Regions from separate parts of the Homo sapiens genome. Here all the other regions are linked to region 6. A link is a loop called in an ENCODE intact Hi-C map of the cell type or tissue named here. Cell type or tissue: B cell. All regions are shown on one strand. Links, peaks and the distances in the headings refer to the core of each region. The heading gives the core; the rest is flanking DNA.

Evidence for each region. A loop is a pair of places that touch in the nucleus more often than their neighbours do. Peaks named below come from ENCODE experiments on the same cell type or tissue, not always from the same donor. Only the 100,000 strongest peaks of a DNase experiment are listed, where the experiment ranks them.
Region 1: a loop joins it to region 6, with 24 times the contacts of the local background. A loop is called at or near these places in 7 of 110 quality-filtered maps.
Region 2: it touches region 6 in a loop (12-fold over the local background); 2 of 110 quality-filtered maps call a loop at or near these places.
Region 3: it touches region 6 in a loop (11-fold over the local background); 32 of 110 quality-filtered maps call a loop at or near these places.
Region 4: it touches region 6 in a loop (11-fold over the local background); 8 of 110 quality-filtered maps call a loop at or near these places.
Region 5: a loop joins it to region 6, with 21 times the contacts of the local background. A loop is called at or near these places in 5 of 110 quality-filtered maps.

The regions. Positions count from the first base shown.
Region 1 is chr19:13,843,945-13,848,968 of GRCh38, forward strand. No RefSeq gene overlaps it. Among named protein-coding and RNA genes, the nearest start is that of MIR23AHG, 3.5 kb to the left of the region's middle. RefSeq lists an enhancer at 3,047-3,226 and silencers at 3,807-4,076, 3,897-4,102. In B cell, for the core only: no CTCF peak of the experiment used is centred there; DNase peaks (open chromatin) are centred at 2,066, 2,847, 3,307 and 3,877; H3K4me3 peaks cover 1,390 bases; H3K27ac peaks cover 3,083 bases; H3K27me3 peaks cover 1,210 bases.
Region 2 is chr19:13,101,948-13,106,971 of GRCh38, forward strand. LYL1 (LYL1 basic helix-loop-helix family member) reads right to left here and starts at 911. Exons shown (of 4, transcript NM_005583.5): 1 at 584-911. It overlaps TRMT1 (tRNA methyltransferase 1), which reads right to left. Exons shown (of 17, transcript NM_001136035.4): 15 at 3,540-3,659; 16 at 3,320-3,449; 17 at 2,960-3,134. The coding sequence ends at 2,988. LOC105372282 (a long non-coding RNA gene) reads left to right here and starts at 2,469. Exons shown (of 2, transcript XR_001753871.2): 1 at 2,469-2,697; 2 at 2,861-2,959. RefSeq lists cis regulatory regions at 664-1,584, 2,384-2,964, silencers at 684-1,293, 4,014-4,093 and enhancers at 2,374-2,453, 2,388-2,682, 2,594-2,653. In B cell, for the core only: CTCF peaks have their summits at 2,757 and 2,958; DNase peaks (open chromatin) are centred at 1,184, 2,594 and 3,364; H3K4me3 peaks cover 2,988 bases; H3K27ac peaks cover 4,000 bases.
Region 3 is chr19:14,079,816-14,084,839 of GRCh38, forward strand. It overlaps C19orf67 (chromosome 19 open reading frame 67), which reads right to left. Exons shown (of 6, transcript NM_001277378.2): 2 at 3,918-4,062; 3 at 3,690-3,790; 4 at 3,422-3,607; 5 at 2,654-2,788; 6 at 1,809-2,193. The coding sequence ends at 2,019. Among named protein-coding and RNA genes, the nearest start is that of C19orf67, 3.5 kb to the right of the region's middle. RefSeq lists enhancers at 1,646-1,935, 2,196-2,255. In B cell, for the core only: a CTCF peak has its summit at 2,112; DNase peaks (open chromatin) are centred at 1,656 and 2,266; H3K4me3 peaks cover 1,551 bases; H3K27ac peaks cover 1,901 bases.
Region 4 is chr19:13,877,933-13,882,956 of GRCh38, forward strand. It overlaps NANOS3 (nanos C2HC-type zinc finger 3), which reads left to right. Exons shown (of 2, transcript NM_001098622.3): 2 at 2,510-2,825. The coding sequence ends at 2,571. It overlaps BRME1 (break repair meiotic recombinase recruitment factor 1), which reads right to left. Exons shown (of 9, transcript NM_001345843.2): 9 at 4,416-5,020. The coding sequence ends at 4,870. Among named protein-coding and RNA genes, the nearest start is that of NANOS3, 3.3 kb to the left of the region's middle. RefSeq lists enhancers at 2,064-2,213, 3,337-3,426, 4,017-4,166, 4,992-5,024. In B cell, for the core only: CTCF peaks have their summits at 2,343 and 2,556; DNase peaks (open chromatin) are centred at 2,349, 3,439, 3,959, 4,109 and 2 weaker places; H3K4me3 peaks cover 497 bases.
Region 5 is chr19:13,792,525-13,797,005 of GRCh38, forward strand. It overlaps ZSWIM4 (zinc finger SWIM-type containing 4), which reads left to right and starts at 2,919. Exons shown (of 14, transcript NM_001367834.3): 1 at 2,919-3,277. The coding sequence starts at 3,125. RefSeq lists silencers at 2,553-3,042, 3,063-3,272 and an enhancer at 3,513-3,582. In B cell, for the core only: no CTCF peak of the experiment used is centred there; DNase peaks (open chromatin) are centred at 2,787 and 4,167; H3K4me3 peaks cover 2,118 bases; H3K27ac peaks cover 1,725 bases.
Region 6 is chr19:14,003,850-14,008,873 of GRCh38, forward strand. It overlaps RFX1 (regulatory factor X1), which reads right to left and starts at 2,471. Exons shown (of 21, transcript NM_002918.5): 1 at 2,254-2,471. RefSeq lists enhancers at 1,697-2,225, 2,226-2,753, 2,754-3,281 and silencers at 1,893-2,272, 2,323-2,502. In B cell, for the core only: no CTCF peak of the experiment used is centred there; DNase peaks (open chromatin) are centred at 1,382, 2,012 and 2,592; H3K4me3 peaks cover 2,645 bases; H3K27ac peaks cover 3,073 bases.

The sequences.
Region 1 (5,024 bases), core at 657-4,656, 160 kb before region 6:
ACCACCCACGACCACCATCGTGTCACAGTGGGGGTCTGGAACCCGCAGGACCCTTCCCAGACCTGGGTGGGCATTGCTTTGGGGGATGATGTTTTCCACTCAGCCCCCAATATTTTTGAAGTGTCATCCTTGGGGCTAGGGATCCAATTCTTCATCCACGTCCTGGGTGGTAAGATAGCAGCCTCCCCTTTTGAGTAACTCTGGGGGTGGGGGCGCGGGGGTACCCAGCAGCAGGCCAGGCCCTCCAAGGGACTGGAGGGACTAGTTGGATGCTTCTGTGTCACCTTGCACCCCAGAATTCCTCCAGGGTCCCCCATTTCATCAGCTCAGCTGGCTCTCACCTTGCTACCTGGTGGAACTGGGGAGAGGGAGTTAGGAGCCACACCCAGCTACCATCCCGTGGGGCCCAGCCCTGGGGACTCCAGGGCCTTTTCTTCCCTGTGGGGCCCAAGGGGCAGGCTGGCCCAGGATGCAGGATCTGACAGGTTGGGGCAGGAGGGGGCAGAGCCGCCTAGTGGGGCCCCAGGGGAAGATTTGGGGTGGCACAGAATTCCCCAACTCAGGGTGGGGCGCAGAAGGTGGGAGCAACTTACCACATGGCCTTCTGAGCAGCTACACACAAGAATGGCATTTCCAGGGCGGGCCTGGGGTGGGGGTGGGGGTCTCCCTGTAAGGGACACACGCACACAGACAAACTTGTCATTGCAAAAGTAGAAAGTGACCAAATTACAATGACAAACAAAACTCGGATCTCTACCGCATCCCCATCCATATTGCCCCTCCAGAATTCCCTTCACCCCATAATAAGGCCTTCCATCCAGACATTGCCTGTCCCGTCATCAGTCCAATTCACATTCAGGGAGAACACCTCCTCCATGCTGGCCTCTGGGGATACCTCTTCCCCCAGATTTTTTTTTTATCTAATTTTCGCTGTTCTGTTGCCTGTGGCTTGGACCACACCCCGGCTCACTAGTATCCCTCAGCCCAGGCTTGGAGGGTCCTCCCAGAACCCCCACCTCTCCCTCTGGGTCCCTTGACATTTACTTCCACAGGCCCCGGTCCTGAGCCTGCCGGTTTACCCAGGGGACAGCAGGTGAGGGAGTGATGAAGGGACAGGGCGAAGGTGAGACCAGGTCAAGTGGTCAAATGGCATGGCACACACACACACACACACACACACACACACACACACCACACACCCTTTTGTTCATTCTACAAACATTGAGTGCCTGCTGTATGTATGTCAGGCTCTGTTCCGGGCATTTGGGGACACAGAAGAGAACAAAACAGAAAAAAAAATCCCTGTACTTTTGGGACCAGCATCTATGGGAGAAACAAACATGATAAGCAGATAGATAGGTATAAAGATATATAATGTGGCCAGGAGCGGTGGCTCATGCCTGTCTTCCCAGCACTTTGGGAGGCTGAGGCAGCCTGATCACTTGAGGTCGGGAGTTCGAGACAAGCCTGGCCAACATGGTGAAACCCCGTCTCTACTAAAAATACAACAATTAGCCGGGCATGGTGGCGCACGCCTGTACCCAGCTACTCGGGAGGCTGAGGCAGGAGAATCATTTGAACCAGGAGGCGGAGGTTGTAGTGAGCCAAGATTGCTCCACTGGACTCCAGCCTGAGCGACACAGGGAAACCCTGTCTCAAAAAAAAATTATATATCTATATATATTTTTAAAAATTACATATCTATATATTTAAAAATTATATATCTATATATATTTTAAAATTATGTGTCTATATGTTTAAAAATTATATATATATTGTTTTAAATTATATTATATATATATATATATATATATATAAAATGTGTTGGGTGGAAAGTCTATGGGTAATCTAGAAAAAGGCAAGAGAGATGAGAGATGAAATGAGTGGAGGTTAGGTCAGGAAAGTCCTCCCTGAGGAGGAGGTGACTTTGAACAAAGACTTTTAGGCACTGAGGGAAAAGCCAGGAAGACATCGAGAGGAAGAGAGTTCCAGGTAGAGAACGGCCAGTGCACAGGCTTTGCGGTAGGACGGTGCCTGGAACATTGGAAAACCAGCAAAGCAGACCGGTTTCATGGAGGCAGAGAGAGGAGTGGAATGGAAGAAGAACAAAGATTTGTTTTGTTTTGTTTTGTTTGAGAAGGAGTCTCACTCTGTCGCCCAGGCTGGAGTGCATTGTCACAATCTTGGCTCACTGAAACCTCTGCCTCCCCAGTTCAAGCGATTCTCCTGCCTCAGCCTCCCAAGTAGCTGGGATTACAGGCGTGCACCACCATGCTCGGCTAATTTTTCTATTTTTAGTAGAGACAGGGTTTCACCATATTGGCCAGGCTGATCTTGAACTCCTGACTTCAAGTGATCCGCCCGCCTCAGCCTCCCAAAGTGCTGGGATGACAGGTGTGAGCCACAGCGCCAGGCCCTACACCCCAGCTTTCTAGCTGGATGTCTTTGGGATGGCTTTGGGGCCAGGCGATTACACTTCCTAAGCCTCAGTTTTGTCGGCTGAAAAATGGGGCTGAAAATGCGCAATTTGCAGTTGTTACCAGGCTTTGAGGTGAGACGTGTGATGTGCTGATCGCAGGTAGAAAGAGGGTAAGTGATACACCAGGTACACCTGGATCAAGGGACCCTGACAGGCCCAGCCGGCCCACAGGTCACCCCAGCTCACATGCAGGGCTGCCTGCTGGGCCCCATGGCAACGCCACACACAGAGACATCAAACAGGCCCTGCCGAGGAAGTCCCACGTCACTGCGGTTAGAGTGGCTCCTCCCAGCCCAGCCCCCGGCTGGCGGCAGTGACCCCCATGCCAGTCAGGGCCCCTGCCTCCTGTTGCCCTGGCGACCAGCTGTGTTATGGACTGAGCCGGGATCCCACCACATCCCTGCCCCCTCACCAGGGCACCAGCCACTCCCCACATCCGGAGAAGGACATTACACGGTGGCCCCAGCTCACCGTGACAAACTCAATTGCCTGGTGTCTGGAGCACCAGGAAAGACTTTGTCTACCTACATAATGGTTCAGAAGGGCAGAGAGGTCCCAGGGATCTGTGGGGACTCCCAGCCAGGTGCCTGAAATCCCCGGGGAAGGGTCCCAGTATTGCTCAAGGGCACTGGTGGGGCAGGTCAGACAGGAATAGACCCCAGGCCTGGCCCAGCCCCCACCTCAGGAATGACTCACCACCCACCCAGCTCCCGATGACATCAAGGCCTGGCCTGCCACCCTGACCTGGCCCCAGGCCAGAACTGGGGGGGCGCACCCAAGAAGTGTCACATCTGGCTGTCCCTGCCTGGCTGGGATCTGGTACGCAGAGGGTTAAGGAGAGCCCTTCTGGGGGTCTCCCCCCCATCCCATCCCCCCCACTTTCCCGGGGATTTCGGGCCCCAGCCCCTCTGACGTCACTGGGGGTTGCTATGGCAACTGGCCGAAGTTCCCAAATAAAATTACCGCGGGCGGGTTAAGTTTCCTAGGAGGCAGCCGACGGGTAAACAATGGCGGTGGCAGGCGGGGCCGGCGAGAGGCCGTCTCCCCCTCTTACCCCCGACTCTGCTGGGACCTGGGGGTCCCTGGGGCGAGGGGCAGGGTCCCCCTCCCTGCCCAGGATCTGAGAGCCCTCGAGCCAGCGAGGGGATTGGCGCCCAGATGAGGGACAGCGAGGCCACGACCCACATGAGCGGGGGATGGGGACGAGGGGTCTTTGGAGGGGAGGCTGGGGCGGCGGGGAACAAAGAGGGGACCGGAGGCCTGGGGATCCACCCTCCACACACCCTCCCCCCTAACCCCGCTCCCGGCCGGCCGCCAGTCCAGCTGTGGCTGTTCCCAGCTCCCTGGCTCCCCACATCTGGCGGGCCGCGCGCTCACTTCCTGTCGCCCCGGCTGCCTGGAGGGAGGTAAAAATAACCCGCCCCCTCCCCCTGCCGGCGGCGCAGACGGCGGATCCTCCCAGCCTGGAGGAGGGCGAGGCCGAGCCTCAGCCGGGAGAGGAGGCCCCCTGAGGCCGCCTCCCGTCCCTCCCAGTGCCTCGCTGTCCTGGCAGGAGGGGGGCAAGTAGGGGTGCCACAGAGCCTAGGCTGCGCTGGGGGACTGGGGAAGCGCATCCCATGAGAAAGGCCCTTAGCTGGGTCACCAGGAACCCAGGGAACCATAGTGTCCAACCACCCCCACCAATCCCGTGGGGGAGGGGGTTCAAGTTCTGAGAGTTGAGGGACTGCAGCCAACATGCCTGGGTTCCAATCGAGGGTCACCCACTTCCTAACCTAACAGTATAAACAAGTTACCAAAAAAAAAAAAAAGCCCCCCCCCCGCACACACACGACAAGAGCAAAACTGCTCCAGGCCTCAGTTTACCTAGCTGTAAAATGGGCATGATAGCAGTACTCACTTCAAAGTGCATTTGTTGGGTTAGGAGTGTCAACTCACTCTATAATCCCAAAACTTTGGGAGGCTGTGGCAGGAGGATCGCTTGAACTTAGGAGTTTGAGACCAGCCTAGGCAACATAGTGAGACCCCCATCTCTACGAAAAAGTGAATAAGTAAAATGAAAACACATAAAAAAGAAAAATAAAGTGCATTTATTCCCTGAGTGTTAGCTATGATCGTTTCCCCCTCCCCAGGGGCCCCTGAGACCCACCCCCCTCCACCAAGTACAGTTCCCAGATGAGACACAGGACACCCAGTGAAACTTAATTTTTCAGATACACAGCGGATCTCTTTTTTTAGTATAAGTATGTCCCATGCAATTTTGGGGACATCGCTATACTAAAAAAAAAGTTTTATACTAAAAAAAAATTACTTGTTCTGTATCTGAAATTCAAATTTAACTGATGTCCTGTATTTTTTATTTGTTAAATCTGCCAACTGTATCCTTAAGTCACCATCATCTCTGGCCTAAATATATTCCAACAGCCACCTCCCTGGTCCTCTCCGACTTTCCTTATGCCTTCTAGCCATTCTCCAGAGACAGCCCGTTAAATCCAATCACGTGTCCCCTCTACCTTCCACTTGGAAAAGTTCCTGGTGTCCCAACCTC
Region 2 (5,024 bases), core at 626-4,625, 900 kb before region 6:
CTCATCAGCATCCACGCTTTTTAAAATTTGTTTATTTTTTTAGAGACAGGGTCTCCCTCTGTTGTCCAGGCTGGAGTGCAGTGGTGCAATCATAGTGCACTGCAGCCTCAAATTCCTGGGCTCGAGCCATCCTCCTGTCTCAGCCTCCTGAGTAGCTGAGAGTACAGGCATGTGCCACCATGCCCGGCTAATTTAAAAAAAAAAATTTTTTTTGTAGAGGCAGGTTCTCACTCTGTTGTCCAGGGTGGTCTGGAACTCCTGGGCTCAAGTGATCCTCCTGCCTCAGCCTCCCAAAGTGCTGGGATTACAGGCATGCACCACAATGCCCCGCGATCATCCACAGTTTTGCATACTGTTTTGACATCCCTGTTTGCTCTTGGTTCCAGAGTCCAGGATGTCCCAGCAAGGTGTGAGACTGTTGGCCCCTCTGCCCTGTCTTCCTCAGCTAGGCCCTGGGGAAGCAGGCCTGGCCCCTCACTAGTGGGTCCCTGCTGGTGAATGAATGAATGAAGGAATGAACAAAGGAATGCAGGCTGGGTCCCAGGCCCGGGATCCTCCACCTTTAGGCCCGCTCCCCTCTTACCCCAGCACTGTTCTTGCAGCCTGGTGAGTGCCCTGGCTCTGTCCCGTCAGGGCTGGCAGTCTGGGCCAGGGTGTGGTTTCCAGCGTCAGGCCAGGCTCTGCTGTCTCGCGAGGGTCCGGCCTCAATGCTCCAGGCCCCGGCGTTGGGCCGCGCCTCCTCGTGGGCCTCGGAAGGCCAGGATAGCCGAGGTCTCCGCGTAGGTCCCCCCCAGGGAAAGTGAGCGGCTCCCGGGCCGGCCCGCCTTCTCCCCGCCCCCGGCGGCCCGGTTTCCTCCCTCTCACCCCTGGCGGCGCAGCGGCCGGAGGATGCTGGCCCAGTGCAGATAAGGGCCAGGCTGCCTGGCCGCGCCTGATAAGGAGCCTGGCTGACCCCGGAGGAAACCAGCGGGCGGGGACCTAGCAGCGCGGGCCTCCCGGCCCCGCCCCCAGCCGGCGCTGGCAGGACTCGGTCCGCCACCCCTCAGGGCTTCGCCTTCCGCTCCCCCAGCCACTGTAGGGACCCCGGGCCTCTGGGGACCCGGGCCCCAGGGCAGCCGGGGAGGGAGGTGCCTGGATGCACGCAGGGGGTAAACTGAGGCAGGGAAGCTGCCTCCTCTTATGTCCGAGTCTGCCCTTTGGCTTTGCACACTCCCTGCCCGAATGTCTGTGCTGATGGGGGTGAGGGAGAGCCCTTTCCGGCCCGTTGGGGCCGCGTGACCCTGGGCCCCCACCTCCTCTCCTCACCCAGCCTGGTTCCTCTTTTTACAGAGGCCCTTCCCTCCTCTCCACCACCCCTACCCGGGAGTGGGGCACCCAAAGGGGAACAGTTCTAACAGTCTGGCCTTGGGTGTCCAGCCTGGGCAGGTGTCCCAAGCCCTCAGCACAGTATCCACACATTTCCAAGCCCAGGAGGGTGAGAGGAAGAGCCATGGCTGTCAGGGGTGGGGTGGGGAAGTTGGATTTCCTAGGGTGCTGGGGCTGGTGTGACCTTCCAGTAGATGCCCAACAGGTCCCCACAACTATAGGCCTCTTGGCTACAGGATCACATAACTCCAACTTGGTGGTCCATGGCCCTCACCCCACAGCACCCGGCCCCTTCATGGGGGGCAGTTATCCTGGCTTGGTGGTAAACCTCAAGACCCTACTGGAGCCTCCCACAGGGAGAGGCTCTGGGCACAGCCAGGCAGCAGCAGCTACCAGACTGCCACCCACTTGTGATACTCATGCTTTGGCCCGTCTGTGTATCTGGGCAACTGCAAGAGCCCCCAGGCAGGCAGGCACCCAGCAGCAGGACTACCAACCCCCCCCCCCCCCCGCCCAGGAATGGGGTGGAGCCCAGGACCCCACGATCAACACCTCCATTGCTTTCCTCCAAAGAAGCAGGAACTAAAGTTTTATGCAGTAAAGGCCGGGCTTGGTGGCTCATGCCTGTCATCCCAGCACTTTGGGAGGCTGAGGCTGGCGGATTGCTTGGGCTCATGAGTTTGAGACCAGCCTGGGAAACATGGCAAAACCCCATCTCTACAAAAAATACAAAAATTAGCTGGTTGTGGTGGTGCGTGCCTGTAGTCCCTGCTACTCTGGAGGCTGAGGTGGGAGGATGGCGTGAGCCTGGGAGGTGGAGGCTGCAGTGAGCCAATATTGCGCCACTGCACTCCAGCCTGGGCCACACACCTAGACCTTGCCTCAAAAAAAAAAAAAAAAAAAAAAAAATTAAGCGCTAACTCTGATATCGCTACAAGGAGGGTCCTAAGATTAGCCTCATTACAGATGGGGATGAAGGGAGCAGGAGCCAGAGAGGGGATCCTGCCCCAGGACTCTTCGTTAACGTTACTAAACCCCACTCTGGAGGGCAGGGAGGGGTACAGCTCCCCCTCACTGGGTGTCTGGGCAGCAGCCTGCGAGGTCCCTCTTTGTGTGCACGCCCCCCTCGCCCCGGGCCTCAGGGCAGGAAGCACCTGGTCTGGAGCGGATGCACAGGGCGCCTGGTTCCGGTCCAGCTTCCGCCACTGTGGCCCCTGGAGAGCTGGGCCAAAGAAACCAGGCGGCGAGGAGGCAGCGGCGCGAAGACACGTGGGGGCTACCGGGCAGGAGCGCCCCACTATGCGCAAGCCCGTGGCCTGGAGAGCGCTGAAGGTGGGAGGGGGAAGAGGGGCAGAACCCCCGCGGGAGCGAGCGCACAGCTGCCGCCCCGTGGCCGCTTCGGGAATCGCTGGCTCCGGCTCTGGGGTGGCTCAGTGACCCTCGCTGCAGAGGGGCCGACCACTGTGCAGATGGTCAGCTCCTACCTCCCATACAGACTCAACACTCCAGCCAGGCAGGGGCGAACGATCCCCAGAGGAACAGATCCCAGTCATGCAGCTGTATGGACCAATACACAAACCACAGGCAATCGGGAGAAGGTGACGTGACATCTCTTTATTGGTTCAGTCTATGCCTGGCCCAGCGGCAGCCCCAGGTCCAGGGGGGGTCTGGTTGGAGGTCTCTGGACAGTCAGGGGCAGCATCAGCAGAAACCCTGGGTGTCGGGGGGCTGTGGGAGTAGCAGCACTGGTCCCCGCGTTGACAGGTGCCCTGGTGGGAAGATGGTGGGTGTGAACCCCTGCCCGGAGCTCAGCAGCCCCTGATGGGATCCTTTCCTGGGATGGGAAGCCCACTCCCAAACACTTGCCTGGCCCCAGCTCCCCCAATTCTCTCCCTGTTGCCCAAAGGGGAGACTCATGTGTCCTGCAGTGGAGGAAAGGGAGGAGGGACCTCACCTCCTTAAACCTCTTGCAAGGAAATGTCTTGAGCCGGGCAGCCCGCTGGGCCACATCTTCCGGCGGCTCCTTCCGCTTGTTCTGAAGCAGCCTGCGTCTCTCCTCCATAGCTTCGTCGGCCGCCTTGCCCCTGTGCGAGGGGAGGAGTAGGTGGGACCCCATCTGCCCTTTACCCCTTCTTTCCCTGGCTGAGCCCCACCCCCACCTTACCACCACTCACCCTGGCCGGGCACGAGGCCGGGGACCCCAGTTGGCCTCCGGGTTAGCCTGGAAGCGCTTGAGTCCTCGCTGTCGGGAGCTGGGGTTGGCATCTTCCCGGATGGTGAAGTTGGCCTGCAGCCTAGGGAAGCAGGGGTGGGGCGTTGGGGCTGGGGGAAGCTGCCACACGAGTGTGTCCCCACTCCCCACAGGGCCTGTCCGCCTCCACAACACAGCACGAGGTGTCTGCTCATGTCAGGATTCTCTCATTCATCTAATAAACATTTTTGGTTTTTTTAAAGAGATGGGGTCTCGGCCAGGCACGGTGGCTCATGCCTGTAAATCCCAGCATTTTGGGAGGCTGAGGCGGGTGGATCACCTGAGGTCAGGAGTTCGAGACCAGCCTGGCCAACATGGTGAAACCCCATCTCCACTAAAAATACAAAAATTAGCCAGGCGTGGTGCCGGGTGCCTGTGATACCAGCTACTCGGGACGCTGAGGCAGGAGAATCGCTTGAACCTGGGAGGCGGAGGTTGCAGTGAGCTGAAATCGCACCACTGCACTCCAGCCTGGGCAAGAGAGTGAGCCTCTGTCTAAAAAAAAATAAAATAAAGATACAGGGTCTCACTCTGCTGCCCAGGCTGGAGTGCAGTGGTGCGATCGCCATCAAAGCTGCAGTCTGGAACTCCTGGGCTTGAGCAACCCTCCTGCCTCCGCCTCAAGCTCCTGAGTAGCTGGGACGACAGGCAGGTACCACCATGCCCAGCTAATTTTTTTAGTTTTCTGGTAGAGATGGAGTCTTAATTACTGTGTTGCCCAGGCTGGTTTCATTCCTGGGCTCAAGCGATCTTCCCGCCTTGGCCCCCAAAGCACTGGGATTATAGGAATGAGCCACCATGCCTGGCCTTAATAAACATTTTTATTTAACGACTGTGTGCCTGCATTGTTCTCAGTGCTGGGAATAGACAGTGAACAAAATGGACAAAAAGTTACCCCTGGTATGCTGGTAATGCTAATTTTCTTTTCTTTTGGGATGGAGTCTCACTCTGTCGCCCAGGCTGGAGTGCAGTGGTGCGATCTCGGCTCACTACAAACTCTGCCTCAGGTTCAAGCGATTCACCTGCCTCAGCCTCCCGAGTAGCTGGGACTACAGGCATGTGCCACCACACCTGGCTAATTTTTTTTTTTTTTTTGTATTTTTAGTAGAGACAGGGTTTCGTCATGTTGGCCAGGCTGGTCTTGAACTCCTGACCTCAGGTGATCTGCCTGTCTTGGCCTCCCAAAGTGCTGGGATTACAGGTGTGAGCCACTACGCCCAGCCCAGTCAGCAGATTTAGTTATTTTTATTTTTATTTATTTATTTATTTATTTATTTGAGACGGAGTCTTACTCTGTCACCCAGGCTGGAGTGCAGTGGCGCTATCTCGGCTCACTGCAAGCTCTGCCCCCCGGGGTTCACGCCATTCTCCTGTCTCAGCCTCCCGAGTAGCTGGGACTACAGGCACC
Region 3 (5,024 bases), core at 547-4,546, 76 kb after region 6:
ATTATAGGCATGAGCCACGGCGCCTGGCCCTAACCTCTTAATTTTTTTATGTGGTTACTAGAAAATTTGAAACTACATACGTGATTTGCGTTTGCAGCTCACTTGATATTTCCATTGGACCCCACGAGTCTAAAGAATCTTAAAGGCCGGGCAGGGTGGCTCATGCCTGTAATCCCAGCACTTTGGGAGGCCGAAGCGGGAGGATAGCTTAAGCCAGGAGTTCGAGACCAGCCTGGTCAACATAGGAAGAACCCCCCCCTTCTCTACAATAATAATAATAATATAATAATAATAATAAAATAGGGGCATCGTCGCTGCCTGTACTCCCAGCTGCTTAGGAGGCCGAAGTGGGAGGATCACTTGAACCCAGGAGTTAGAGTTTGCAGAAGTTGGAGGTTCCAGGATTGCGCCATTGCACTCCAGCCTGGGTGACAGAGCAAGACCCTTCCCTCCCCCCGAAAAACATCTTAGAGCCACAGGAAAACTCACAGGGACTCCCTCAAAGCGGTATCAGGGAGCATCAGGATTTCCTTGATGTCATTCAGACCACAGCTGTGGACTAAAAAACATCCTTGATGCAGTCAGAAATTGTCACCAGAAATACCCATGGAAGAGCAATAGTGGCCGGGCGCGGTGGCTCACGCCTGTAATCCCAGCACTTTGGGAGGCAGAGGCGAGCGGATCACCTGAGGTCAGGAGTTGGAGACCAGCCTGGCCAACATGGCGAAACCCCGTCTCTACTAGAAATACAAAAACTAGCTGGGCCTGGTGGCATCAGCCTGTAATCCCAGCTACTCGTGGGGCTGAGGCAAGAAAATCACTTGAGCCTGGGAAGCGGAGGTTGCAGTGAGCCGAGATCATGCCATTGTACTCCAGCCTGGGCGACAAGAGCGAAACTAGTGTTGGCATTCAATATTGATTCATTTCACCTCTAACGTCCTTTTTTATCATCTGGAAATGGAGGCTAATACTATGTGCCAGGGACTGGAAGGTAGGTGCTTTGCTCAAAATCATAAATAAGGGCAGGGCTCTGGGTGTCTCCTCTATGAAAATGCTGCCGGGGGCGGGGGGAGGGGAGGGGAGGGGAGGAGAACCAAAAGGGTCCCTCTTGGATTAAAGGGGTATAACCCGCAGCTGAGTGACACCTGGCTCAGGAGGACACCCTTCCTCCTTGCAACGGGCCACAAGTACCGGGTTGCGATCACAAGTACCCGGTTCAGGTCCAAGGTCCGCCACTTGCTCGCAGGAGCTTTGAGCAGGTGAGTTCATTTCTCTCAGCCAGGGTCTCCTCTCCAGTCCGAGATTAGAGAGAGGCTGAGAGATCCTAAGCTTGGATACCGTAGGGCTCTCCCACCTTGTCCGCACCCCGGATACCCCAAGAAAGACGACGACCTGTCCGGCCCCCAAGTCCCAAAAGCTGGAAGAGAAAAAAAAAGTCTAACTCGGGCCCTTAGGAAACTGATCGAGGGCACTTTCCTGGGGCGCGTCGGGAAAAGTAGTCTTCTACGCTAAAATAAATAACTTCCGGGTCAAAATATGGGAGTGGGCGTAGCCTTAAGTCTCTTCCTCCAGTGGACGTTGAATTTCCCCGGTACCCTAAACTTGCAGTTTTCTGGGTTCCGGTGTTGACGGGCACCACTTCCCTTTTTGCTTCATGTGCGCCTATGCGCATGCGCCAAACTCTCGTCCGCCTATTGGCGAATTCCAGGCTTCTTTCAAAAGACTACATTTCCCAGAAGGCCACGCGAGTGGGTGGGGCAATCCCCCGGGGGAGGGGCGCGGCATTCGCAGCGGACGCTGAGCCTGTGACCTCTTTCTTTCTTTTATTTAACACAAAACTGACGTGTCCGCATTCAGGGCCCCACGGCCAAGCCGGACTCGGTGCAGACAGGTCAGCTCGGCCTGGCCCTTTGGAAGGCGAGGCCGGGCTGCACTGCGAGAACGAGTGAGCCCCTCCCCTGCCCCCTATTCTGGAGTTTGGAACTGTCAAGTTCCAGCTCCTACCCTCTTCCCCAGGTTCAAGACCCCTGCGCTGCCCACCCCGCAGGCCCGGCTGCGCTCGGAGGCCGGGCCTGGCCTGCCTGGCCCGTGAGGATCTGCACCAGCAGGTCGGTGGCCAGCGTGGGCGTGGGCTCCTCGAAGCCGATGGTCAGCAGCTGCTGGTAGTCCCCAAGCGGCTGCGGGCACAAAATCCTGGGGTGGGGGGGCCAGGGATAGACAGGCCTGGACTTGAGTGCCCCCTGCCCCTCGGGAGTCCCTCCCTTTGAGTGAGAGGCTCAGGTGAAAGAGGCTTTGTTTCAGCTGCGGGTGGGAAAAACCCCCGGGGGAAACTTGTTTCCTTGTTGATCAGAGACTTAGTAATGGCTCCTAGAGGCTGAATAACTGGTCCTGACCTGTCCATTCGCTCTGCTAGCTGTGTGTCCTTGGGCAGGTAACAACTTCTCTGAGCACCCTGTTTTCTTTGTTAAATGGGGCCAATAGCATAGATCTCCATGGGTTGTTACTGGGGTCTGCATGAAGTGCTTTTCAGGGCACAATAAAATGCTATCACTACTAAGGGAAGCAAAGTGTTTGGGAAGGTGGATTGTCTTTGGTGGGGTTCTGCCTCCCCCTCCAGCTCCCAGGCCCACGTTGCTATTGCCCTAGCTCCTACCATGAATAAAGGTCATCCTCGGCTGGTCCTAGGGGCACCCATCGGCCGATGGACCACAGCTTCTGGATCTGTGGGCACGAATTGGCTGGACTCTGGCCTGTGTCTTCCCAAGTATCTCGATAGCACAGAAAGTAGCTAGGAGGGGAGGGAGCTGTAATTAGAAGTGATCAGCTTCCTAGCTACTTCTGTTGAGGGCTTTAATTTTGGAGTTGAGGTGGGAACTCATCAGAAGTTGCCCTGAAGTTCTCAGGTAGGAATGTGACTCCAAGGCCTTTTCTCCCTGCCAGCCTACTTTTAAGATGAGAACTTTTATTTTGGTGGGAGGGTGGGTTTTAAGAAAATAGAGGTAGCCTTTCAAAAGCCTTTAGTTTCCTGGTTCACTTTTTTTTTTTTTTAAGAGACAGATTATTGCTTCCACTCAGGGTGGAGTGCAGTGGCACAATCACAGCTCACCGTAGCCTTGATTCCTGGGCTCAAGTGCTCCTCCTGCCTAAGCCTCCCAAGTAGCTGGGACTACAGGTGCCAGCCATCACGCCTGGCGAATTTCTTTGTTGTTGAGACAGGGTCTTGCCATCTTGCCCAGGCTGATCTCAAACTCTTGAGCTCAAGTGATCCTCCTGCCTCGGCCTCCCAAAGTGTTGGGATTACAGGCGTGAGCCACTGCCTCGGGCCCTGGCTCACTTTTCACTTTGCTGGTGACGGTTTGGAGGGTCATATTGGCATTCATCATAGAAAGGGGAGGACTTTGATTTGGGTAAGAGGACTTACTAATCCACAAGGGAATCTTGTCCCCGACCAGGGGCCTCTGGGGTGGCTTCCAGGTGCCAGCGCATCTTCTTATAGAGGTAGCGGGGGAAGCGGCTGGCAGTGTAGGCGGTTGGGGCACAGTATCTGAAGATGGAGACCTCATGGGACAGGCTGATGGAGAACCTCCCGCAAAAGAAACAGGAGATGCTGGCGAGACATGAGAGAATGGAGGGGTGAGGCTGGGCCTTGGACTCCTTCATCCCCCCATCTGAGTCTCCTACCATTTTACCTAAGGGGGTTCATCTCCTCCAGGTCCACGAACCCAAAGGAAGCGTACATGAGGACCAGCTGTTCCAGGCGCAGGGTCAGCTGTTGGGAGATCTCTAACAGCTGCATACAAGAGGGGGGTACAGTGAGATCAGCTGGCCTGCGAGGAGTGGGCCTCCCCCTCCACCATCCCCACAGGCTCAGAGCTGCGAGAAGAAAGGGGCGTGGGGTCTAAGAAACCTCCACACACCCCCTTTCGGACCAGCTCCTGCAGGGGTCCATAGATGGGGGGTATGCTTCTCGCGGCTGCCTCCAGGTACAGGAAGTAGGGCTCACACATCTGTAAGAAGGTGGGCATGGCCTTGGCCAGCTGCTCCTTCTGTACTTGGTCTCTGCTGAAGGAAGAAGGGGGCCTTTGCCTGGAATCCCTCACAACCCCTCCCCACCCCGCAGTTTTCCCCATTCTACTCAATCCCAACCTGTATCCCTGGCTTTGACCCATTAGAAAAGCCCCCAGTTTCAGGTCTTTTCTGAACATCTTTCTGGTTTACCTGCATCAAACCCATTTGGAACACTTGTTAAAGTGCTGACACCTGAGTCTCACAACACTTAGGACCCAGAGCTTCCTGCAGGGTCTGGGCGCAGTGGCTCACGCCTGCAATCCTAGAGTTTTGGGAGGCTGAGGCTGGAGGATTGCTTGAGGCCAGGAGTTCCAGACAAGCCTAGGCAACATAGCAAGAACCCATCTCTACACAAAAATAATTAGCTGGGCATGGTGGCACCTGTAGTCCCAGTTACCCAGGAGGTGGAGGTGGGAAGATTGCTTGAGACCAGGAGTTCGAGGGTGCAGTGAGCTATGACTGCCCCACTGCACTCCAGCTTGGGTGACAGAGCGAGACCCTGTCTCATTAAAAAAAAAAAAACAGCCTCATGAGAATCCCTCGAACCTGGGAGGCGGAGGTTGCAGTGAGCTGAGTTCGCCCCACTGCACTCCAGCCTAGGTGACAGAGCAAGACTCCATTTCAAAAAAACACATAACAACAAAACAAAACAAAAAAACCCAGCCTCGGGTAGGCGCGGTGGCTCACGTCTGTAATTCCAGCACTTTGGGAGGCCAAGGCGGGTGGATCATGAGGTCAGGAGCTCAAGACCAGTCTGGCCAAGATGGTGAAACTCTGTCTCTACTAAGAAAAGAAAAAAATTAGCCGGGCAACACATGTTGGTGGGCGCCTGTAATCCCAGCTACTCGGGAGGCTGAGGCAGAGAATTGCTTCAATCCGGGAGGCGGAGGTTGCAGTGAGCTGAGATTGCACCACTGCACTCCAGCCTGGGCGACAGAGTGAGACTCCATCTCAAA
Region 4 (5,024 bases), core at 522-4,521, 130 kb before region 6:
AGGTCTCTTTCTGTTGCTCAGGCTGGAGTGCAGTGGCGCCATCTCGGCTCACTGCAACCTCCACCTCCTGGATTCAAGCGATTCTCCTGCCCCAGCTTCCTGGGTAGCTGGGATTATAGGCGCGCGCCACCACACCCGGCTAATTGCCACCATGCCCGGCTAAATTTTGTATTTTTAGTAGAGATGGGGTTTCACCATGTTGGCCAGGCTGGTCTCAAAACTCCTGATCTCGTGATCCGCCCACCTCGGCCTCCCAAACTGCTGAGATTACAGGCGTGAGCACCGCACCGAGCCAGTTTGTTTATGTATTTATTTATTTATCTTGAGACAGAGTCTCTTTCTGTCACCCAGGCTGGAGTGCAGTGGCATGATCTTGGCTCACTGCAACCTCTGCCTTCCGGGTTCAAGCGATTCTTCTGCCTCAGCCTCCTGAGAAGCTGAGATTACAGGCGCCTGCCACCATGGCCAGCTAATTTTTGTATTTTTAGTAGAGATGGGGTTTCACCATGTTGGCCAGGCTGGTCTCGAACTCCCAACCTCGTGATCCACCCTCCTCAGCCTCCCAAAGTGCTGGGATTACAGGCATCAGCCACCACATCTGGCCCGCAGGGTTATTATAGATGCAGAAAGAAGACTTTTATTTTATTTATTTATCAATTTATTTTTCTTCCTTTTTTTTTTTAATTTTTTTTTTTGAGATAGAGTCTCGCTCTATCCACCCAGGCTGGATGGAGTTCAGTGGTGCGATCTTGGCTCACTGCAACCTCTGCCTCCTGGGTTCAAGCGATTCTCCTGCCTCAGCCTCCCGAGTAGCTGGAATTACAGGCGTGCACCACCATTCCTGGTGTGTTTTTTTTTTCCTCCCATAGAAACAGGGTCTTACTATGTTTCCCAGGCCGGTCTCAAACACGGCTTAGGTGATCCTCCTGCCTAGGCATCCCAAAATGCTAGGATTATAGGCGTGAGCCACCACGCCTGGCCCCAGTGAGGTTTTCTTTCTTTCTTTCTTTTATTTGATTATTTTTCTGAGATGGAGTCTTGCTCTGTCACCCAGGCTAGAGTGCAGTGGCGCGATCTTGGCTCACTGCAACCTGTCTCCCGGGTTCAAGCGATTCTCTTACCTCAGCCTCCCGAGTAGCTGGGATTACAGGCACCCACCACCACGCACGGCTAATTTTTGTATTTTTAGTACAGACGGGATTTCACCATCTTGGCCAGGCTGAGTCTTGAACTCCTGACCTCGAGATCCACCCGCCTTAGCCTCCCGAAGTGCTGATATTACAGGCTTGAGCCACCATGCCTGGCCCCCAGTGAGGTTTTAAAAGAGAAACTCGTTCTAGCAACTTAAATTGCCTTTGAGGAAGTCAGCTAACAGAGGAGGGGCCAGTCTAACTAGGTGTGTTTGGGCACTGCCTCCCCCAGCAGACTGTGAGCTCCTGGAGGATAGTGACTGGGAGAGGACGACCCCTCCCAACTACTCTCAGGCAGCTTTGCAGTGAACATTTCTTAAAGTCATGAAAGGGTCAGGTGTGATGGCTTACACCTGTAATCCCAATACTTTGGGAGGCCAAGGCAGGAGGATCGCTTGAGCCCAAGAGTTTGAGACCAGCCAGGGCAACATGGTGAAACCCAGTGTCTACAAAAAATTAGCTGGGCATGGTAGTGTGTGCCTGTAGTCCCAGCTACTTGGGAGGCTGACGAGGGAGGATCGCTTGGGTCCAGGGGACAGAGGCTGCAGTGAGCTGAGATGGTGCCACTGCACTGCAGCCTGGGCAACACAGCAAGACCTCGTCTTAAAAAAAAAAAAAAGCACTGGTCATGGTGGCTCATGCCTGTAATCCCAGTACTTGGGGAAGCTGAGGCAGGTGGATCACCTGAGGTCAGGAATTCAAGACCAGCCTGGCCAACATGGTGAAACCCCGTCTCTACTGAAAATACAAAAAATTAACTGGGCATGGTGGCATGCGCCTGTAATCCCTGCTACTCGGGGGGCTGAGACAGGAGAATCGCTAGAACCCGGGAGGTGGAGGTCGCAGTGAGCTGAGGTCACGTCACTGCACTCCAGCCTGGGCGACAGAGTGAGACTCCGTCTCACAAAAAAAAGAAAGCATGAAAGACTGCCTCCAGGAGAAGATAGTGTTTCCTGTGAGGTTTGATGCTGTCTCACTGGGAGACGCTGGAGGCCAAAAGGACATAGGGAAGATGGTGTCCTGCGGCCAGCCTTTCTGATGAACAACTTTTGGGAGTAACAGATCCGGGGACCCCAGAGCACGGCGGCCACGAGAGGGCACCACAGTCGCAGAATCGGAACTCCTGTGCTTTGTCTCGGGCTCTGGGTCCCAGCGGGGCCGCCCGGCGGAGCCAGAGACGTCACGGGGTCGCTGTCTCCGGAGCAGCCCCTGGGTGGCGCCAGAGGTCCAGCAGGCCCGGAGGCCGAGTCCGTGGGCAACTTGGGGAGCGTTGAGTCATCGCCTGTGATTAAGCATTTCTCTCCCTCCCCCTCCACTAGGTTTCAGAGGTGCCGGGAAGTCTGAGCCTTCGCCCTCCTGCTCTCCCTCCATGTCCACCTAGGAGGCTGCCTACACCTGGGCAAGGGCACCCGGGCTCGGCTGGATTTCCAGGAAGACCCACCCTATGACGACTGCCCCCACTCCCAGACCCTCCCCCCAGCCTGGGATTGAGCCCTGGGGATGACCCGGGGTTGGCAAGGGAAGAGCTGAAATCGCCCTGTCCTTGGGGACCCCACCCTTTGTGCCATCTGCCGTTTCCCTAGTGCTGGGCATCCAGTCAGCCCTCAATAAATGCTTATGAATGGATCAACAACAGACAAGCCCTGGTCTTGGGACAAGGTGTAGTGTGAACCTTGCTGGGAGTCCTGTACCTAGATCTCCCCTTCTCCTTCTTTGAGTTTCGGCACCCTGGGGTGCTGGGGTGAGCTGCTTTGTGCAGAGAAACACAAGTGGGTGCCTTGGGGTAGCTGGGGGGGTTCATGGCACCTCAAAGCCAGATCGACATCATGAGACCCTTTCTGTGGACATTTGGTCTTTCAGCCACCCCCTGCACTGACATGCAAGATGGGTGGACTCCTCCCATCCCACCCCCAGCTCCGTACTGGAGGTGGGGGCTTCATTTGAGGAAGAAATTGACACACAACTAGACAGAGCCCCCCCCCCCGACATCCTCATCACTAAGGAAGGTGAATGTTTATGTCACCATGGATGCCCCAGTGACAAGCCAGGCAGTTTAGAGCAAGGGAGGGACATTTAGGGGGCAGGGAATGGGACCATGTCCTGGGTGGGCTTGGGCAGGAGCAGAAGGATGGGGCTGTTCTGGCAGGGCGGGGGGGAAATGCATGTGGGGGAATCCCCACACCCCTGCCTGCCTCCTCCACCTCCAGATCTTGTCCTGTTGGGGCAACAGGTGGCAGTGCTCAGGAAGCCAGTGCGCCCACTGTGCAGTCCACATTCCTACCCCGCCCCCGTCCCACAAACCAGCCCTGAGGCCTGTGGTCTGGCAGCGGGGAGCAGGAATCGAGCTCTTTGCTGTCCCCTCTGCCCTTGGCTTTCCGACTTAAAAGACTTAAATTGGAACCGGAGGCCCTGGGGATGGGGGTGGGCTCTTGCAGACAGCTGGGTCGTGGAGGGGGAAGTGGGGAGGAGGAGAAAGAAAACAGAAGGATCCCAGCGGCTCCCAGGGTCTGGGAATGGAGTTACAGTTTCCTAGGGCAGAGCCGCTGGGGCTGGAGACCCGGGGAACTGGGCTTACACCAGGGCATGTCCTGGTGGACAGGGGGCTCACCTGGGTGTGAACCCACCCTGCTCTTTCCTCCCCTCCTGCATCAGGTCTCCAGGGTGTAAGGCTGCAGGGTGGGAGGAGGACCCCGCCTGAGCCATGGGAGCTGGGGTGCAGGAGTCACAGAGTGCTTCATGATGTCGAAGGTCCAGTCAGCCTTTCAGTGACAGATTTCACAGAGGCATTGTTTTCTGTAAACTGGGGATGACAGCAGCCCCTGTGGTTGCTAACAGGACTGTCATCTGGCTCGAGAGGCTTGCGTGGGATGAGAAATGCCACGACTTCAGCCATGTTTGCATCCATAACCTCCTGGGATGGCCTCCTTCCTGTCTGGGGCCCACAGGCAGCTTGTCCTGGAGGATGGGCCAAGCCACCGGAGCGCAGGACTCACCCTGCAGCTGGATGATCGCCCAGGGCGTCTCTTAGGCTTCGACCCGCGTGTATGCTCAAGAGCCTGCACACAGATGTGGGCACACAGTCACCCACCCCTGGAGATTCGCCCCCCCCTTGCTTTCCCAGGGAAGCTGAGGCATAAAACTCGTAGAGGGCGAGGAGGAGGAAGTGGGTAGAGAGGTTTGTGGGCGGAAGGTGAAGGAACTGAAGCCTCAGCCCCAAACAGCAGGTCACGGGGCCTCTACAGAATCATTTATTATGGGTCTTCCCAGAAGAAATAAAATGGAAATGGGGAGAAAGAAAACAAAGGGAGCTCTCTTCTCCTCCAGGAAAGAAACAAATTCTGAACCATCCATACTTGGCTCAGGACCCTAAAATTTGCAAATCCGGACAGGATGGGCCCTGCTCAGAGGTGGCCAGCTTCCTGGAGCCCAGGCCCGCTTGAAGTCACTGGGGCTGTGGGAGACACAGTTTCCCTCCCTGAAGCCAAGGGTGGCAAATGACCTTGACCCTGGCCAGGTGAGGCCAGGACCTCACGGCCTCCTTTGTGTTGTCCATGGAAGACCAACTTCCGGGCAACTGAAGGGAGGTTTGTAGGGTCCACTAGGACCCCCTGGAGCATCTTGGAGGAGGTCTGCGGACATGGGGGCTGGGTGGCAAAGGAAACACAGACCTCAAAGTGGCCTACAACTCCCTCCAGGGTGGGTCCCCTCGAGGGATATTCCCAGGCCCCTTGGAAGGGTAAGGCAGGGGGGCTTTGCCTCCCAGCTTTGTCTTCCGGTAGTTAAGGCGCTTGAAAGCTTCCAGGTCCCGGTGGGTGCCCATGATCAGCCGGCTGT
Region 5 (4,481 bases), core at 482-4,481, 210 kb before region 6:
GCTGGAGTGCAGTGGCGCGATCTCAGCTCACTGCAAGCTCCACCTCCCGGGTTCACGCCATTCTCCTGCCTCAGCCTCCGGAGTAGCTGGGACTACAGGTGCCCGCCCCCACGCCAGGCTAATTTTTTTGTATTTTTAATAAAGACGGGGTTTCACCGTGTTAACCAGGATGGTCTGCATCTCCTGACCTCATGATCCGCCCGCCTCGGCCTCCCGAAGTGCTGGGATTACAGGCGTGAGCCACTGTGCCCGGCCCTAATTTTTGTATTTTTAGTAGAGACGGGGTTTCACCATGTTGGCCAGGCTGGTCTTGAACTCCAGACCTCAGGTGATCCGCCTGTCTCAGTCTTCGAAAGTGCTGGGATTACAGGTGTGAGACACCTTGCCCGGCCTCGTTTTCTGTTTTTTTGTTTGTTTGTTTGTTTTCCTGAGACGGTCACACTGTCACTCCGGCTGGAGCACAGTGATACAATCATATCTCACTGTAGCCTGAACCTCTTGGGCTCGAGAGATCCTCCTGTCACAGCCTCCAGAGTAGCTGGGACTACTGGCTTGTGCCACCACGCCCAGCTGATTTTCTTATTTTTTAATAGAGATGGGTTTTCGCCATGTTGCCCATGCTGGTCTCAAACTCCTGGGCTCAAGTGATCTTCCCACCTCACCATCCCAAAGTGCTGGGATTCCAGGCGTGAACCACCGCGCCTGGCCAAAACATTCTTTTTTTTTTTTTTTTGGAGTCTCACTCTGTCCCCCAGGCTGGAGTGCAGTGGCGCAATCTTGGCTCACTGCAACCTCTGCCTCCTGGGTTCCCACCATTCTCCTGCCCTAGCCTCCCTAGTAGCTGGGACTATAGGCGCCTGCCACCATGCCCGGCTAATTTTTTGTATTTTTAGTAGAGAAGGGGTTTCACTGTGTTAGCCAGGATGGAAAACATTCTTAATGAAATATTTTAGGCCGGGCGTGGTGGCTCACGCCTGGAATCCCAGCACTTTGGGAGGCCAAGGCAGGCAGATCATAAGGTCAGGAGTTTGAGACCAGCCTGCCAATATGGTGAAACCCCGTCTCTACTAAAAATGCAAAAGTTAGTCAGGCGTGGCGGTGGGTGCCTGTAGCCCCAGCTACTTGGGAGGCTGAGGCAGAATAATCACGTGAACCTGGGAGGCAGAGGTTGCAGTGAGCTGAGATCACTCCATCTCAAAAAAAAAAAAAGAAATATTTTTCCTTGTTCCCTTCCTGCTATGTCTCCAAAATCCACTCTGTATTTTACCTTTCCAGCACAACCTAATTTCAGCCAGTCCCATTTCAAGGGCTCAGAGACCACTTGTGGCCATTGGTGACCATACTGGACAGTGCAGGTCTGCAGGGGAGTTTAACTAATTGAGGGGGTGGCAGGGAGAGTGGGTGAAGACTGGCCAGAGGGTGCAGCTGTGAGACTCGAAGTTTCTCCAAGAAAAAGCTAGGGCTTCCATATGGATGAGTGGATAATCACTGTTTTTTTTTTTTTTCTGCTGTGCCTATCATTTAACTGAATGGAGGCAAAGCATGTGTTGGTTGGTACATTCAACAAGTTCTAGGTTAAGCGCCTACCTTCCAGGTGCTGCCGGTACAGTAAAGCACAGATGGGACAAACTCCTGCCTCCTGAGGCTCACAGTGGAGAGGGAGAGATTGAAATTAAGCAACTACCAAAGGTGGATCACTTGAGGTCAGGAGTTCAAGACCAGCCTGGCCAACATGGCAAAACTCCGTCTCTACCAAAAATACAAAAATTAGCCGGGCGTGGTGGTGGGCGCCTATAATTTCAGCTATTCGGGAGGCTGAGGCAGGAGAATCACTTGACCCCGGGAGGCGCAGGTTGCAGTGAGCCGAGATCGCACCACTGCACCCCAGCCTGGACGACAAGAGTGAAACTCCGTAAAAAAAAAAAAAAAAAAAAAAAAAAAAACCGCCGAAACAGATAAATAAATGGTAATGGTGAGAAGTATGAGGAAGGAAAAATGCAGGGTCCTCTGAGGACATTGGCAAGGAGCCGGGACGGGAACGGGTGATGGAAGCCATGGCCAGCTTCCAGGCCAGAGACGGTGGCCTACACAAGCTGAGTCAGAAAAAATGCTCAGAGGTGCTGGGGTTTGATTAAGTGTTAGGGTGAACCTCATGGAATTGCCATTTTAACAGGCCAAAAATGGTAAAAAAAAATTAGCAATTTCATATGACCCAAGATAGTATCTAGGGCATGGAAAGGAGGGGCGGGGTACTATACTAGTTTTGAGGCTCAAGGGATGACCTATGAACCCCCTAACCGAGCTTTGTTTCTGGAGAGGGGGTCCGCGGCCCGCATGAGCTCCCTCAGTGAGCCTGCGACCCCTCCGCCCCCACAAGAACCAAAACTTGACCCGGTGCCCAGAGAGGTTGAGTGAGTTTCTCGGGTCGCACAGCTGGGAGGGACGAGGGGCTGAGCCACTGCCAAGGGATCCCGCTGCTCTGTCTCGCTCACCGGCCGGGCTATGTTGATTGTCCCCTCGCGGCGCCCGGAAGCGACCCTCAGTAAACAAAGCCGTGTGTGGGCGCAGCCCCAGAAGCCTGGGGCGCGCAGTCCAGCCCAAGAGAGGCGGGGGAGGAATGTTGTGAATGAACCCCGGGCCCGCCCCGAAACTCCGCATAAGGCCTGGGCCGCGGGGGTCCTCCCACTCTGATTGGCCTCTGGCGCCCCGTGATTGACAGCGCCCCTCGCTGTGCGCTCTGGTTGGGTAAACAAGAAAAGACTGGCATCGCAGTCATCGAGTGAGCAGCGAGGCTTGGACACGGGTCTGGCGGCGCAGCCAATGGCGGGGGAGGGCCGAGGAGGCCGAGGGGGGGCCAATAGGGACAGGCGGTGGGGGCGGGACGACGGCGGAGCTAAAGCGGCGGCTGAAGCAGCTTCATTGTTGTGAAGAGTCTTAAAGGGGCCGCATCACCCTGCCGGCCCGGCGCGGGTCGGGGGTGGGTGCGGTAGGGGTCCCGGGGCGGCCGAGCGCAGAGGACGGACGGGAAGGAGGGCAGGGGGCGCGGGAGCCGGCGAAGCGGAGCGGGCATCGGACCGAGCCCCCCAAAGAGGCCCCGCCCCGGCCCTGGCCCCGGCCGGGCCGGATGGAACCCCCCGCGGCCAAGCGGAGCCGGGGCTGCCCCGCGGGACCCGAGGAGCGCGATGCCGGGGCCGGGGCCGCGCGTGGCCGGGGCCGGCCCGAGGCGCTGCTGGACCTCAGCGCCAAGCGGGTAGCCGAGAGCTGGGCCTTCGAGCAGGTGACCGCGGGGGAAGGGGGCGGGGGCAGGGACGCACCCCCAGCACCTTCCCCACCTGTCTTCTCCTCCCCCACAATCCCCAGACTCCAGAGCTAACCCAATCAGAGACACCCCCTGAGATTCCACCCCCAGGACCCTTAACCCTGCCTGGAAACACCCCCTCATCCTCCTGTTTCTGTCCTTCAAACCCAGTAACCCACCCCCATCCCTTCTCTGCCATCTCTGCCCCTCAGCGCCCCAGATCCCAAATCAGGACACTTCCTTCTTCTCCTACCAACCCCAGATCTCTGAGATCTGGCCCCCATGGCCCGCCTACAACCCTGGGCACCCCTCTTTTCCCGCCTTATCCCCCAACGGTACCCCTCTTTTCCCACCTTATCCCCCAACGGTACCCCTCTTTTCCCACCTTATCCCCCAACGGTACCCCTCTTTTCCTACCGCATCTTTATTCGCCAATCAGGGCACCCCATTCAGTCTTCAATCCTCTCTTCGGCCCCCCGCTTGGGGACACCCTGTCTCCCTCCATCGTAGCCTCTAGAGACTCACACTACCCCATTCCTGCTCTCCAGATCCCTACCGTACACCCCAAGTAAATAACTCCCCCATCTCTCCAGATTCCAGCTCAAGACACCCCTTTTTTCCCCATTCATTCCTGCCCTCGAGCCTCCAGATTCCACCTGTTCCTTGGGGACCCCTCTCTACTCCTCCAGATTCCTCTTTCGGGGCTGCCCGTCTTCTCCTGGCTTGCCGCAGGGATTACTGAAATGCCAGGGTCCCTCCTCCTCCCCACCTCATCCCCCTGACCTATCCTATCTCTTCCCATAGGAAAACAGCAGGGGCGGAGCCTGGGTGGTGGTCCCTGGACAGGTGCACCTAGAAGCTCTCTTCTGTGGCTTCTGGTGGCACTGACAGGATGTCCCAGAGCTGGGGCCCTTTAAGTCCCCTTTTTCAGCTTCAGTGTGGGCCCCCAAGGAACTGGAGACATGGCCCAGACTTGAACAGGAAGCACACACGGGCTCTATCCTCTGTCCAGCTTCAGGGGGCGTTCTTTCCTGCCCGGCCTCTCTGGAGTTAGGAAGTCGGCCTGGACGGATGGGTTTGGGCCAAGTGTGGATGGGCAGGCTCTGATTCATGGACTGGAAAATCCCTCCTTAGTCATTTGCCAACTGTCCCTGAGGCCTGGGCTGGTCATTGCCTCTCCCAC
Region 6 (5,024 bases), core at 612-4,611:
AACTGGTGACTGAGGCAGTCAACATGACCAGATAATTGGTAACATCACTTTCTGCTCAGTTAGCTTTTTTTTTTTTGAGACAAGTCTCACTCTGTTGCCCAGGCTGGAGTGCAGTGGCCTGTGATCTCAGCTCACTGCAACCTCCGCCTCCCAGGCTCAAGCAATTCTTGTGTCTCAGCCTCCCGAGTAGCTGGGATTACAGGCATGTGCCACCACGCCTGGCTAATTTTTTTAGAAACAGGGTTTCACCATGTTGGCCGGGCTAGTCTCAAACTCCTGACCTCAGGTGATCCGCCCACCTCAGCCTCCCAAAGTGCTGGGATTACAGGTGTGAGCCACCACGCCCAGCCTGCTCAGTTAGCTTTTTTAAGAAGGGCTAGCCGGGCGCGGTGGCTCACGCCTGTAATCCCAGCATTTTGGGAGGCCGAGGCAGGTAAATCTCGAGGTCAAGAGATCAAGACCATCCTGACCAACATGGTGAAACCCCGTCTCTACTAAAAATACGAAAATCAGCCGGGCATGATGGCGAGCGCCTGTAGTCCCAGCGACTCAGGAGACTGAGGCAGGAGAATCACTTGTACCCGGGAGGCGGAGGCTGCAGTGAGCCAAAATCAAGCCACTGCACTCCAGCCTGGCCACAGAGTGAGACTCCGTCTCCAAAAAAAAAAGTGCTGATGATCCGTCTAGCAACTTGGCATTTCTAGCTTTTTTGTTTGTTTTACTGAAAATTAATCTCCACCTGTCCTAACTTTCAAAGAGTCCCTGCCTCCTCTAAAAAGGGCCAGGCCTAGAAAAAGTACCTGGAGAAGTTAGGACCCGCCAACCCCCACCAGACCAATCTCAAACTCTTGGGAAAAAGCCTGAAATGATCCTTTTCCTTGGAATGTATTGACTGATTTAAAAGGAAATGGCTGCAGTTTGCACACCGACACTAAGCTCAAAAGCAAGACGGAGAATAAGCCAACTAGACTTGGCCTGGCTGGCTACTTAAAAAAAAAATTCCTCCCCGAGCTGGCAGGATATTGTCACCCTAAAAAGCAGTGGCAAAGATTCTCCTCTCACAAACATGGATAGCTTCCCCTTCCCTCTGACCGCTCCTGCCCACGTGGCCCTAGAGGCTGGGACCTTGTCAGTGACATGTGACTCGGTTGACACTCGTTTGACACAAAAACATGTGTCTGGCCAAGAGAAGCGGGTTTAAAAAATCTAAGAAACTTCCTCAGGCTTCATTTGCTCCCCCATTCCCAGTAGGGGAGACCTCGATGGGCAGGACCCAGAAACGTTCCATCTCCAGGAACAAACCCCCGCAACCTCAAACCAGGAAACATCAGGTCTCAAACAGCAGCCCAGAGAAAAGCACTCAGGTTTCTGTTCCTCTAAAGCATTCCCTCATGGTCACTCCTCCCTACCATGGACTTTGATTTCTGCAAACCAGATCCTCCACGCTAAAGCCAAATCGACTCCTAGCTCCTCCATGAAACTTTGCTTCCTCTTTGCTTCCTCCCAGAGAGAAGGTGGCAGGTTTAGGAGTGGGCTGCAGTGTTGAAATCAGGACTAGCTGACAGTTATTTTATCAAACCACATTCAGAAACGGTAGATACGAGGAAAAGGTTCAAAGATAAGCCGTAAGTAAAATTCCTGGAAGGAATGAGGAGTCCCGGTACTGCAGGAAAAGGGCGATGTCAATGATTCTCCCCATTTTACAGGATGGAAAACTGAGGCCTCAGATGGACAGGCACTTGTCCAAGTTCTGAGTCCTGGGACAACTGCAAAGCTCTTAAGGAAGAAGGGAGTCGCTTAAGGATCTGGAAGGCGGACCGGGTGGTGGCTGCCCACCCTGGTTCCCGAGGTGGAGGTTGGGGAGACCCAGCCGGCCCCGCCCATACCTTCCCTCCTGGTCCCGCCCACCCACCTTGGCCCCGCCTCGTACCTCCCTCGCTCCCATTGGCCCAGCCTCCCCAGGCCCGCCCCTTCGCGCTCCCGACATATAAAAGCCCCCCGCCCCGGCCTGCCGACCTCCACTCGCCGCGGGCCTGCGAGCGCCCGCCCCTCGCGGGGGCCGGGCCGCGGGGACGGGGGCGGGTGGTGTCGTTCCAGCCGGGCCCCGGCCCCCTCCCCCACGGTCCAGACAGTCGCCGCCGCCATTTTGACCGCCCGCCCCTTCCCCCCGGACTGTGATTACAGAGACACCTACTGCCCCGGCCCCGCCGCCCACCCCGGCCCGGCCAGCCACCCCGGGGCCGCCCTGGTTACCTCCGCTTCTCCCCACTTCTGTCTGCGGAAACGCTTTTCGGAGGTCTCGGAGTCGATGTTGGGAAGGGGACGGGACGTGCTGGGGTCCCCGGGCCGGGCCTGGGGGGTGGGGGTGGGGGTCGGCCGGGCGGTTGTTGTTGTTGACTCGCGTTGCCGGGTTGCTTGGTCGCCACGACTACCGTGGCTATGGCGCCTCCGTTTCCCTCACCGGGGCAACTGTTGCTACCCACCCTAGTTACGTCACGCGCGGGGGCGGGGCCCGGGGTGATTGGCGGCGGCCGGAGAAGTGATTGGACGGCGCCAGGCCTTGCAGCTAAACTATTAGTTCCGATGCACGCTTTTCAACACCCTCTGGACTTCCCGGCGATCTGATTTATCAGTATGAATGTCCATCAAAAGAAACTGAACCCTCAAAGGCAGCCGGGCCCGTCACTCCGGCAGGGAAGCAGCTGGTTAAGAATAAAGGGGTAGGACTCGTGAGGACGGGATTGGTTTGCCGATGTAAAACCGGCCTCCTGGTTCGACTAAAGGGACGTCAATCTACCAAAGGTTTGCCGCGCTCTCTGGCTGGAGGCCGTGCGCATGCTCGGCACGCAAGGCCGATTGGGAGTTGTAGTCCGCTCTTGCGTACACTTTACATGTCTTACCAAATTAAAAAGGCGAGAAAGGAAGACTCCGCTCCAGACTTCTCTCTCGCTCGGTGGGCCAGTTTCTGGCTTCTTGCGCTGACGTCAGGGGAGGAATGCAGTGACGCAGCGCAGCCCCTCTGTGACGACAGCGGCGAAGGCCGGACTCGGGATTCGATGACGTCACTGGGCGCGCGTCCCCCTTCCCCACTGCCCATGGCCCCGTCGGGGTTGGGTGGAAGCGGGAGGCCGCGGCGGGGTTCGATCCCAGCTCCCACCCGCTGGGGTGACATCCTCCTCCGCCCAAGCCGGCCAGACAGCGCGGCCGCCGCGCCTTCTCCCGCCTCCCGGTCCCCTCCAGCCGGAAAAGGTCACCGCTGCCGGGGTGACCGCGGCTATCTCTGCCCCGCAGGCGGTGCGGCCGCCTTGGGAAAGGTCTCTGCAAGGCGGGGGACTTCATTCGCGGCTTCAACCGCGGTAGATAAGCAAAGGTCAGCCCCGACCCAGCCCAGGGAGCTTGGTCCGCCCAGGAGAGCTCACCACAACCCCCGCCACACACACACACCTCCCACACATACGCTCCTCTGTGCCTCAGTTTCCTCAAGGGACTGTCTGGGTGCTGCAGGACGAGAAGAGACAGAAACAGGGCCCGGACTAGGGTGAACATCTTGGGAGCAAAAACTCAGTCATCAAGATAAATAATCTTCTAATTCAATATTTGTTAAATATCCAAATTAATGGGAAAAAATAAATCTATGATGAACAAAACATCACAATTTTAAATAAAGACAGGATCCGCCAACACAGGGATTAAGGTGAGATGCGTTATGCAAGCTCAGGGTCAGATCTTGTGTTTAAAATAAATTTATTATTATTATTTTTTGAGACGGAGTCTCACTCTGTCGCTGAGGCTGGAGTGCAGTGGCGCAATCTCGGCTCACTGCAAGCTCCGCCTCCCAGGTTCACGCCATTCTCCTGCCTCAGCCTCCCGAGTAGCTGGGACTACAGGTGCTCGCCACCACGCCCGGCTAATTTTTTGTATATTTAGTAGAGACGGGGTTTCACCGTGTTAGCCAGGATGGTCTCGATCTCCTGACCTCGTGATCCGCCCGCCTCGGCCTCCCAAAGTGCTGGGGTTACAGGCGTGAGCCACCACGCCCGGCCTACTTTTTATGTTTTAAATGTCAATTATCTTATGACTGAGCTCTTTGGCCTTCTCTTAAATTTTGCATTCTCATCCCAGGTAGGCCCTAGAACAGCAAGGGGAAAAGAAAACAGGCTCAGACAGCCCTGAAGTCTAATGCCAGCCCTGCTGTGTGGCATTCAGAAAGTGACTCCACCTAAGTTTGTTTCCTAATTCAACCAACATTATATTTCCTCGGTGCAAGGCCCTGGGCTATACAAGTGAAGAAAGGTGACTTCATTTATGGTGGCTCACACCTGTAATCCCAGCACTTTGGGAGGCCAAGCAAGGAAGATTGCTTGAGCCAAGGAGTTCAAGACCAGCCTTGGCAACAAAGCAAGACACCCGTCTCTACAAAAATTAGCTGGGCATGGTAGTGTATGCCTGTAATCCCAGCTACTCCGGAGGCTGAGGTAGGAGGATTGCTTGAACCCGGGAGGGGGAGGTTGCAGTGAACCAAGATTCTGCCACTGCACTCCAGCCTGGGCGACAGAGCGAGACTTTGTCTCAAAAAAAAAAAAGCAATTAGCTAGGCGTGGTGGCATGTGCCTGTGGTCCCAGCTACTCTGGAGGCTGAGGCTGGCAGGATTGGTTCAGCTCCGGAGGTAGAGGCTGCAGTAAGCAATGATTGTGTGGTCCAGCCTGAGTCTCAGAAAAAAAAGAAAAAAAGGAAAAAAAAGAAAGCAAACAACTCCCTTTGCATTCTAGGATGGGATACACAATAAACAGATAAATTGTAAGATAGGCTCCTTAGAGTCCTGAGAGCAACATAAGAGAGTGGGGTAGGAGAATGAGAGGATGCTGTAGCCAGTGTTATCTGAGGGGGGATGTCCCACAGAATGAGCCTGAGTGGTGAGAGACGAAGCAAGCCTCATAAATCCAGGTGGAGGGGCCGGTCATGATGGCTCATGCCTGTAATCCCAGCACTTTGGGAGGCCAAGTTCAGGAGTTCCAGAACAGTC